Regions from separate parts of the Mus musculus genome. Here region 1 is linked to region 2. A link is a loop called in an ENCODE intact Hi-C map of the cell type or tissue named here. Cell type or tissue: left cerebral cortex. All regions are shown on one strand. Each heading gives the region's core, and the rest is flanking DNA. Links, peaks and the distances in the headings are about the cores only. Region 1 overlaps St6gal2 (beta galactoside alpha 2,6 sialyltransferase 2). Region 2 overlaps Pot1b (protection of telomeres 1B).

What was found. Hi-C counts contacts between places; a loop is a spot of excess contacts. Peaks named below come from ENCODE experiments on the same cell type or tissue, not always from the same donor. Only the 100,000 strongest peaks of a DNase experiment are listed, where the experiment ranks them.
Region 1: a loop joins it to region 2, with 2.1 times the contacts of the local background. A loop is called at or near these places in 1 of 42 quality-filtered maps.

The regions. Positions count from the first base shown.
Region 1 is chr17:55,507,152-55,512,542 of GRCm38, reverse strand. St6gal2 (beta galactoside alpha 2,6 sialyltransferase 2) reads right to left here. Exons shown (of 6, transcript NM_001347403.1): 6 at 1-2,402. The coding sequence ends at 2,131. Among named protein-coding and RNA genes, the nearest start is that of St6gal2, 64 kb to the right of the region's middle. In left cerebral cortex, for the core only: no CTCF peak of the experiment used is centred there; a DNase peak (open chromatin) is centred at 2,305.
Region 2 is chr17:55,662,679-55,668,069 of GRCm38, reverse strand. It overlaps Pot1b (protection of telomeres 1B), which reads left to right. Exons shown (of 17, transcript NM_028370.2): 12 at 1,453-1,658; 13 at 2,287-2,422; 14 at 3,665-3,753. Among named protein-coding and RNA genes, the nearest start is that of Gm22654, 3.7 kb to the right of the region's middle. In left cerebral cortex, for the core only: no CTCF peak of the experiment used is centred there; no DNase peak of the experiment used is centred there.

The sequences.
Region 1 (5,391 bases), core at 90-5,089, 160 kb after region 2:
AGGATAGTAAATGTGGGGTGGAAGTATTTAATCACTATCTGGCAAAATATTGCCTGTTGGGACACATTTTGTTAATACAAGAAGCAGCCACCATATTAGCAATCATTGTGTGAGCATCTGCTAAGCTATTTAAACTTTGAAATACAAGAGTGACTAGCCAATAGCATATTCATATGTGTGCCATATTTTCTGAATATTTAACAGACTGATTCCCACAAGTCTTTAGGGCCATAATAAATTCAAAAAATTAATTACATTTCCTTTATGCTCTTCAGATTCCTTGTAACCCCGTGTAAAACTGAGAGAAACCTTTTAAAAATACATGTGCAAAAACAGAATGATATTTAACAACCTTTGATGTGTTTTGTGGAGCTTTCGAATTTGAATATTTACACTGACCTCAATAAGTTATTCTTTAATCAAGTTCTCAGGCCATCTAAGGGCATTGTCATGGATACTAATTATGCCTCTAAGTGAATCCTATTCCAGGCTATAAAAAGAAACTTACTGGTTATGATCATTTAAAATTGCAAAAGCTGGAAGATCTAGAAAGCTCCAAGGACCACTGGAGAAAATTCATACAACATGAACAATGCCTCCTCTAGAGTTACCGAGATGATTAGACATGTCAGCATGGTGACAAGGTTGAACTCTCATGAGATTACATGGTTGGACCAGGCTAAGCAGAAGATGATACTCTGTCACTCAGAATGGGATGCCAGCAGATTATCTCATAACTGAAAGCTCAAGTTCTCTCACTTCACTGCTGTAGCAAGCCACTGAGGACATCTGCAGTCCTGCTTGAGCTCTGCAGGGGGCAATACCCAAACAAAAACTGGTGGTCTCTGAAAACCTTGCTTCCTCAGGAAGTAATCAGTAGAGCATTCCAGAACAAACATAGTGAAACATTTTTTTCCCCCACAATACTTTGAAAGCCACACATTTTGCAAGGGGTAGGCTGGTACATTTAATTAAACTGATATCGTCATTTTCAAAAAGTTTTAACTTAATTGTTAAAAAACAATTTTGTGGTTCCATCACATTCTTAACATAAAACATGCCTGCAAAAACAAAGGTGGATTTCTAGCTGTTTATGCTTAAAACTGAACAACATTCAGAGCAAGGAGATCAAGTTTGTGATAGTTGAGAAAAGCCTACAAGAGCTTCCAATAGAAGTGACAGGGAAGTGTGCATCCCACGCAGCTCAGAGTGCATGCTTCCAAGCTATTCTTTATAGCTTGAAAGGAACAAGGGTGTCCCCGGGCTGACCTGCAAGGATGCTACTGCCCAGTAAGTCACTGGCTATCTGAGAGCTACAGAGTGATTGGAAAGCTAGGAATATAATGTTGAAAAGCCAGGTTAGGGACACCTGACCAGTCATAACCCTGCATACACCACCTGTACCACCTGTGTGTGCTACATGTTGTTGGCTAGGTAGAGTATGCTGCAGGCAGACAAAGGTGCTGTTCTTCACTGTTGGCAGATGTTTCGTTTGACTTCTTAGATTGTGTGGTAGGGATGGTTTGTACTTTTGTAAGTGTAGCTTGGTTCTCAGCTGTAACATTCAGAGAACACTGGGAAGCAAAACTGCGAAGCTGTTGTTGAAAATCCTGTGCCTGACAGTATATGTGAAGAAACGTCAAACACATCTGAGTGAGAAATCAGACATTCATCACAGATTCTAGGACGCATAATGAGAAATGGAGGTATACGTGACTGCTAGTTACAGGACCTCAACTTGGATATTTCTAGATGGAAACTGTATCATCAGTAGTATCATCCCAACTTGTGGCTGGAACCAACTGTGATAAAAAGTATCCCTGCTGTAGAGGTTAACATGTTTAGAGGTATCATGCCCATGAGTAAAAATCTGTTTTCTATACATCTTATTTTGGCTTCTTTCTTGTGTGGTTTTAAAGTTTCATTTCTATATTCATAGCAGTAATAGTTACCCAATGGCTTAGACTAGAAAGAATTCTCATGGGCACTAAGTTACAGTTAAAGACAATACATTGTCTAAATCTATCTTCAAGTATTTTGTGTGTGTGTGTGTGTGTGTGTGTGTGTGTGTGTGTGACTTTGAGGACAACAGTAGTACCTTATTGCACATCAGTTCCCAAGAGTTCCATTTTAAGAGTGTGTATTGTTGGGGCTGGTTACTGGACACCGAAGGGTCTGGAAGCCTGGCAAGACTACCTTGCCCTTGTGATGCAAGTCTGCCTGGGTGCCAGTGTTAAGGCGCTGCACCAGTAGCTTTTCATAGAGCAGTGGGTGGTAGGCCCCCAAGGTGCAGGCTGCGTCGTAGTACAGCTCATGGTAGTGGCAAAGCTCTGTCTGTCGAACAGATGGGATGTACTCATACACGTGCACCTCTTTACACATGGACATCATGATGAGGATTCCTGACAAGGAAGGAAATGAAAATACAGTAAGTAATTCCAAGTAAGGGTAGAATTTTTTGTTTTATTGGCTTTTATTTATTTACTTATTCATTTTGGTCCTAGAATAGTGGTGACTTACAGGAACGACTGTGGTGAGATACACATCCTTTACATTTGCAGTGTTACAGCTTCCATTATGAAGAGTGGCTAATGGTGAATGACTATATAAAGGTATAGTACTGCATGTATCCATTCACTTGTTCAGTTATTACTGGAGGCCTAAAACTGACCCACAAAGATAAAACTGAATATTGGGGGGACTTTGCTCCAATGTGTAACTTATAATGTCCACTTTGCTCTCTTGTGTTACAGTAGACTGTTATGGCACATAACAAATGGCACAAAAATCTGAATATCAAAGTTTATTAGAAACTGAATATAAACTATTCTTCAGATGGTTCTAAAACAGAACCCTATAGTAAAACAGCTCTACAGGAAGATTGAAATACCATGAATCCTATTAGATCACCATGGCCTAAGGTTGGTCTTCAAGGACAGCAAAAACTACAGAAAGCCCCCACACAAGTGGAAACTGAATAACTCTTTAATGATAACTTGGTAAGGGTAGAAATAAAGAAAGAAATTAAAGACTTCCTGAAATTTAATGAAAATGTTGACACATCATACCCAAACTAATGAGACACAACAAAAGCAGTGCTAAGAGGAAATTTCATAGCACTAAGTGCCTTGGTAAAGAAACTGGAGAGATCTTACACTGACAACTTAACAGCACACATGAGAGCTCTAGAACAAAAAAGAAGCAAACTCAACCAAGAGGAGCAGAAGGCAGGAAATAGTCAAACTCAGGGCTGAAATCAACCAAATAGAAACAAAGATAACAATACAAAGAATCAATAAAACCAGAAGCTGGTTCTTTGAGAGAATCAACAAGATATATAAAGCTCTAGCCAAACTAACTGAAGGACCCAGAGGCAGTATACAAATTAACAAAATCAGAAATGAAAAGGGAGACATAGCAACAGAAACAGGAAATTCAAAAAAATCATCAGATCCTACTACAAAAACCTATACTAAAAAAAAAAAAAAGACCTGGAAAATCTAGATGAAATGGATGATTTTCTAGACAGATACCATATACCAAAGTTAAATCAAGAGCAGGTAAACTATCTAAATAGGCCCATGTCCCATAAGGAAATAGAAGAAGTCATTAAAAATCTCCCAACCAAAAAAAGCCCAGGGGCAGATGGATTTATTGCAGAATTTTACCAGACTTTCGAAGAAGACCTGATACCAATTTTCCTCTCAAACTATTCCATAAAATAGAAACAAAAGGAACACTACATAACTCATTCTATGAAGCCATAATTACTCGGATACCTAAACTACACCAGGACCCAACCAAAAAAGAGAACTGTAGACTAATCTCACTTATGAATATAGATGCAGAAATACTCAATAAAATTCTTGCAAACCAAATCCAAGAACACATCAAGACCATCATTCACCACGATCAAGTAGGCTTCATCCCAGAGATGCAAGGTTAGTTTAATATATGAAAACTCATTGATGTAATCTACCATATAAACAAACTCAAAGAAAAAAAAAATGATCATCTCCTTAGACGCCAAAAAAGCCTTTGACAAAATAGAACACCCCTTCCTGTTAAAAGTATTGGAGAGATCAGGAGTTCAAGGCCCATATCTAGACATAATAAAAGCAATTTAATTAAACCAACAGTCAATATCAAATAAAATGGAGACATAATTGAAGCAATCCATTGAATTTGGGGACAAGACAAGAATGCCCACTCTCCCCATATCTATTCAATATAGTACTCGAAGTGCTAGCTAGAACAATAAGACAACCGAAAGAGATCAAGGGGATACAAGTTGGTAAAGAAGAAATAAGGGTGTGACTATTTGCAGAGAATATGATATACATAAGTGACCCCAAATATTCTACCAGAGAACTTCTCCAGCTGATAAACAACTTCAGCAAAGTGGCTGGATATAAAATTAACTCAATAAATCAGTAGCCTTCCTTTATACAACTGATAAACAGGCTGTGAAAGAAATTAGGGAAACAACTCCCTTCACAATAGCTACAAATATTATAAATTTTCTTGGGGTATAAATTATCTCTAACCAAACAAGTGAAAAATCTGTATGACAATAAGTCTCTCAAGAAAGAAATCGAAGATCTCAGAAAATGGAGAGATCTCCACACTCACGGATTGGTAGAAATAACATGGTAAAAATGGCCATCCTATGAAAGTCAATCTACAGAGTCAATGCAATCCTCATCAAAATCCCAACACAATTCTTCAAAGACATGGAAAGAGCAAGTTTCATATACGCCTGGAAAGGCAAAAACCCAAAATAGGGAAAAAAATCCTAACAATATAACAACAGCTGGGGGAATCACCATCCCTGACCTCAATGTTTACTACAGAGCAATAGTGTTAAAAACTGCATGGTACTCGCACAGAGAGACACGTTGATCAATGGAATAGACCTGAAAGCCCAGAAATAAAACCACTTACTTACGGATACTTGATCTTTGACAAAGACGCCAAAAATATACAATGGCAAACAAAAAGCATCTTCAATGAATGGTGCTGGTCTAACTGACTGTCTGTTATGTAGAAAAATGAAAATAGAGCCATATTTGTCACCTTGCACAAAGCTCAAGTTCAAGTGGATCAAGGACCTTAACATAAAACCAGATACACAGAATCTAATAGAAGAGAAAGTGGAGAAGAGCCTTGAACTTATTGGCAAGGGGAAATTTCCTAAACAGAACGCCAATGGCTCATGCTCTAAGATTAAGAATTGGTAAATGGGACCTCATGAAACTGAAAAGCTTCTGTAAGGCAAAGGACATACTCAATAAGACAAACTGGCAACCTACAGATTGGGGAAAAATCTTCACTAACCCCACATCTGATAAAGGGCTAATATCCAAAATATATAAAGAACTCAAGAAGCTT
Region 2 (5,391 bases), core at 101-5,100:
CTAGACCTTTTAGGAATTGTGCGCATGTACAAGAAGAGTGATATAGACATGTAGGGAATGGGCACTGTTCAAATAGGAATGCCCCATGAATGTTACCATGTCCAAAGTGGAAGAGTCTGTTATGTCACTCAGCATGCTGTAGGTTGGCATCATTGTAAACAAACAGGTTAATGTCGAAGATTCTGGCCAAAAGGATCAATGTTGCAATGGAACACTTCAAGCACTTGAAGAGCTGAGACAGCTTCCTGAAGCAGGTGAAGGAGAACGTTCAGAAGAAAGAGGAAGCCAAGGAGACCAGGTCACCTGGGTTCAGCTGAAGTGCTAACCTGTGCTACCCAGAGAGGTACACTTCGTCAGGACTGATGGAAGGAGCCTGAGTTGCTAGAGTACAAGGCCTATGATTTCGTGGCCTAATGTACAGAAAAGAAATAAAGGGTCTCGATTGCAAAAGGAAAACAAAAACAATACATTGAGGAATCTGTTTTTTATGCATGTGATTAAACTCAGAGTGTCATTAAGATTTAGGTAATTTGTAAAACAATACCTGATTATATTTCATTTAATGCCACAGTACTGTTCTTCCAAGAATAAAGCTATGCTATGATTTCCGTCTAGACAAATATGTATCTTTGAAAGTATAAGTGATTATGTAAACTTGCAAGCCCGGTTGGTAACAGAATCACGATAAGCACTTTGGCCTTTTAATTCCAAGCCATGGTGTTTTTATTGCATGGTAGTTTATCCAACTCGTATGAATGACTAATTGTTAAAAATAAATGAAGCTAATAATGCTTTAGTTTACCTGTGACGGTGAGATTCATTGGGTTGAAGACGTGGCTATGTGTAAAGGACAAGGGATCGGGACTGGGAATAAGTGTAGGTCATCGTGCACGTTACACTTGGTTTGAGCCAGAGAGGTGGGTCACCAGGTGAAGACACCTGCTGCCAAGCCTGATGACCCGTGGAAAGTCCTTGTGACCAACATTGTAGGAGATTGTCCTTTCTCCTCTACACATGCACTATGGCGCGTATGCACCCACACAGATACAATCTCTGTGCTTATGGTATGTATTTACCTACCCATAAAATGTTAAAAACCTATTGAGTGAAATGTGTTAAGTCTGGAAAATGAATTATCTCCTTAATTTAGGAAAGTTAATCTGCATATAAGATAGTGTAAAATAGATTATTTGTGTTTCTGTGTGAGTGTTTTTCCTACATGTGTTTATAGGGTGCCCACAAAGTTCAGAACTAGAGTTACAAATGGCTTTAAGTTACCATGTGGATGCTGAGAAAGGAACTTTGGTTCTCTGCAGGAGAAGCAGGTGCTTTTAACCACTGAGTTATCTCTTCAGCCCCTAAACCAGTTTTCTTTTTGAGTAATTTATTAAATTAGAATTGTTGCAAATATACCTACATTGTCTGCTGATATTTTGTTACCAATCATTTTAGGCAAGAAATTCCATCTGAGGAAAATGTGGATAAAATTTTACAAGATGCTACAGCTACAGCCCCAGACTGCAAGCTGCAAGATACACCATTGTATGACTCAGAGGTCTGGACCACTGAAGGCCAAGGAGGACGGCAGGTTGCTGTCCATTTTGTAAAGAATGACGGCGTCCTTCCTCACTCAAGTGAATGTCTGGTTTTGATCGAAGGTAAGACACTTGGTATTGGGTACTTTAAATATTATTTCACATGTTTCTTTATTGTTAACTTACGTGTACCTACTGCTTATGAAGTAAATGTACTGTTAATTAAATTTCTCAAGACAGAATACTAGATTCAAATATATATGAGCACATACACCTATTTGAATTACATTTTCAAATTATTTATTAAACTCATGTTTGTTTATTTCAGTACTTTATTGAATTCCTGTGTAATAAAATCAACTCAGTGGATCTATTATGTTGACTAGTTGCTTATGTGAAGCTGTCGGTATTGTAGCCTCTGGGTTTCATTGTTGGGTCATAATACTGGGATGAACATTCTCAACTAAAGATACCTGAGTCAGAGAAAGGAGCCATGAAAAGGCGTGTTAACATGACAACTTTGAGATTGGAATTGTGCTGTTTATTCCTCTTCTTTTTGCATCTAATTATTATGTAACCTCATATTTTTTTTGTCATGTAAAGTTCAAATTTTCTTTGACATTTGAACTGTCTATTATGTGCATTTCTTTGTAGCGCTTGCTGTGTCCCCCATGTTACAGCCTGTATCTTGTCCTGATTCTCTGTGTGCTGCTAAAGAATTTCTTTTTTTTTTTTTTTCCTTTTTTACCAGGAGGCCGGCTCTGTGAAATCTCTAGACTGTCAAGCATGTTTCACAGTGTGATCCCTGTGCGGTCTGGCCCTGAGGACCTGGAGCTCGTAGATCTCGCAGCACCATTCCTCATACGAGGGAAGGTGTGTCACTATGGGTGTGTGTCCCTTTGGGGTATGGGGAAATTCAGCTGTGTCTGTTTTCCTTACCCTGCCTTGCTTGGCTGCTATTGCTTACCTTCCTCCCTGCTCAGTTGAGACTTAATTGTGCCAGTTTCTACTTACACAAAGTCCTCAAGCTATAATGATTGTGGCCCAGAATTTGATCTTTTCTAGTCTGTTGTTGAGGGGTGCAACAGTCACATGCTAGGGAGTGACAAACTAGAGCTCTCTGTGGATTACTGGATTATGAGGGTCAACAGCTGTGTATATACTAATCACTAAGTTACATGAATTGGTGTACCCTGTTTTAAGTTCTAGAGCATCTGTACTCAATTTTTCTTGTACATTTCTGGAGATCTAAATATTCTGGGTACAACATAAAAGGCTTAAAATGTTTTCTAAGTCACAAGCTAAATTTGTTTCTTCCACAGGAATTTAGGCTCTCATAGCAGACATTAGAGAGGTACAAATAAGTGAGCTCAGTGGCTGAGCCAGCGCCTTGCAGACTTCCTGCCACTGAAAGCTGACAGAGTGTGGAGTCCATGATTCTGCCATGGAAGGGCGAAGTCAAGCGCCCTGTAGTTCTGAGGAGACATTCACCTTGGAGACCCTGCGCTTTGAGACGCCTCACACCATAGCATCATCTCATTTTCACTCCCTCTCTTCCTTTAGTCTCTGTTCCACTCTTTGTTCCTGTATTTCCTTTAGACAGGAACAATTCTGGGTTAAAATTTTGGAGATGGGTTGGTGACCCCATCCCTCAACCAGGGGCCATGCCTAACCTCTGGATTATGGTCTCAAAAGGTTCTCCCTCCCCTTTGTGGGATATTTCAGCTAATGTCATCCTCGTGGGATCCTGGGAGGCTCTTGCTTTCCTGGCATCTGGGACTTTCTGGTTGCTACCCCCCAGTTCCCCATCCCCCATTGCTATATATCTCTGTTCAATTTCCTGACCCTCTGTACATCTCCTCCATCTCCTCCCATACCTGATTCTTCCTCTCTTTTTCCCCTCTTCCTCCCAAGTTCCTCTCACCTTCTACTTCTCCTGATTATATTGTTCCCCCTTCTAAGTAGGACTGAAGCATCCACTCATTGGTCTTCCTTCCTCTTGAGCTTCATGTGGTCCATGAGTTGTATCATAGGTATTCCACGCTCTTTGCCTAATGTTCACTTATCAGTGACTACTAACTGAATTTTATGTATTTAAATATTTACTACTTTTTTCTTATTCCTTTCAGATGTAAACAGTGCTCAAACTTGAAAACCATACAAAACTTAAGTATCATTCCTAATAAAAGACTATGGATTCCTTCCTCTGTGGCAGAAGGTAAGGTAGATTTTTTTATATCCTATAATTTTAATTCTGTCATCTCACTAATTTGTATTTCAGTATTTTTGAATACTTATGGCACAATTAGCTTAGCTTTTAACTGACATCTGTTAGCAACAATTGTAATAAAAAATAAGGGCTGACTATTTAAAATACTTGCTATCATTTCCAAGCATTTTAATTATAATCATATTTCAATACTTGACCACTTGTTTTCAATTTATTGATCACAAATACAGATCGTGAGAAAATCTTTATGGTCCATACTTAGTGTTAGAACAGTTGTTGAGATGGCTGTTGCTGTCCTCCCAAGTCTTTAGCTAGCACATAGGAATCTCTGTTGTACACATGATTGGTTACCTAGCCTTTGTTTTTAGCTTCTAGAAGGATACATTGTAAGGCATGTACTTAAAGCTTTTCCTATTAACTTTTAGATTATCCTTAATTGTGAAGCTAGGTCTTCCTACTTGTGTGGGCCTACTAGTAGTGTTCTGCCTACTAGATTTATATATTTTCTTTCCCATAAGAACAGCCACTCTTTGTAGATCTCACAATATTGTGCTTCCATTGAGTCTATATTTTCAAGCCAAGTTCTCTACCACCTTTTGTTACTTTCCCACACTTAGGATTATTATTATTATTATTATTATTATTATTATTGTTATTATTTTTGTCTCCCCAGTAAATGCCCATTTTGCTGACACTTTTTCAGAGTTTGCCCTTCAAAACCATTGACAGCTGTAGGTTTAGTTTGGACAACTCAAAATACATTGAGAATTCTTATTTCATGAAGCTGGATACTCAGCTCATTTCCTCTAGACTGAATTTTTGTTTTCTAAACATGTATATATGTGTTTCTCATGATATGTTTTTGTTTCATGGTACAACTATATCATACTTTTGGCCAGTAGGACCCCATGTTACTTTACATGAGTTTTTCCTGTTGAGATGGGCAATGCCATTTCATGTGCTCCATTGTTTTGAATTTCAGTCTCCTTAGGGTTGCTTCAGTATAACTCCTAAGACCTTCTGAAACAACAATTCTGCCTTTCTGCTTTTGCATACTACAATTGGTTCTATGCTCCAACATAGTGTTTTGACTTGCCCCCTTAATTAACCTTTGTAGTGGAATATGGGCAATGTATACAGAAGGTAATAGAATGTTCCATACATCTGTGCAGTGTTTTCAACTCCTGAGAAAAGGTGTTCTCCTTAACTGCAAATTCTCATGCGTTTGGTATCTCCAACTTATTTATTCTTCCTCATCCTAGCAAGTTAGGGAGCCCAGATTACATCATGGCTTTTCTCTCAACCAGGTTACATCTGTTAGTGATAATGATGATAATGTTAATAACAGTAATAAAGAATACTTTACTCATATGACAAAGGGGAATAAACTTAACAGTAGCAAACTTTGTATTGCTTTCAACAATATTCTATGATTTTCATTTTATTTTTAATATAAGTAACTTGCAATAAGTTACATCGTATTAATCATTTGTTGTAGTTTCTACCTAGTATTAGGATACAATTCTTTATGTCATGAGACTACTCTTACATAAATATGGTGGAGTATTCCAAAGTGATTCTGTTATTTGGCAGCTTTCATAAATTGATCCTGGAGAAGAAAGCTTT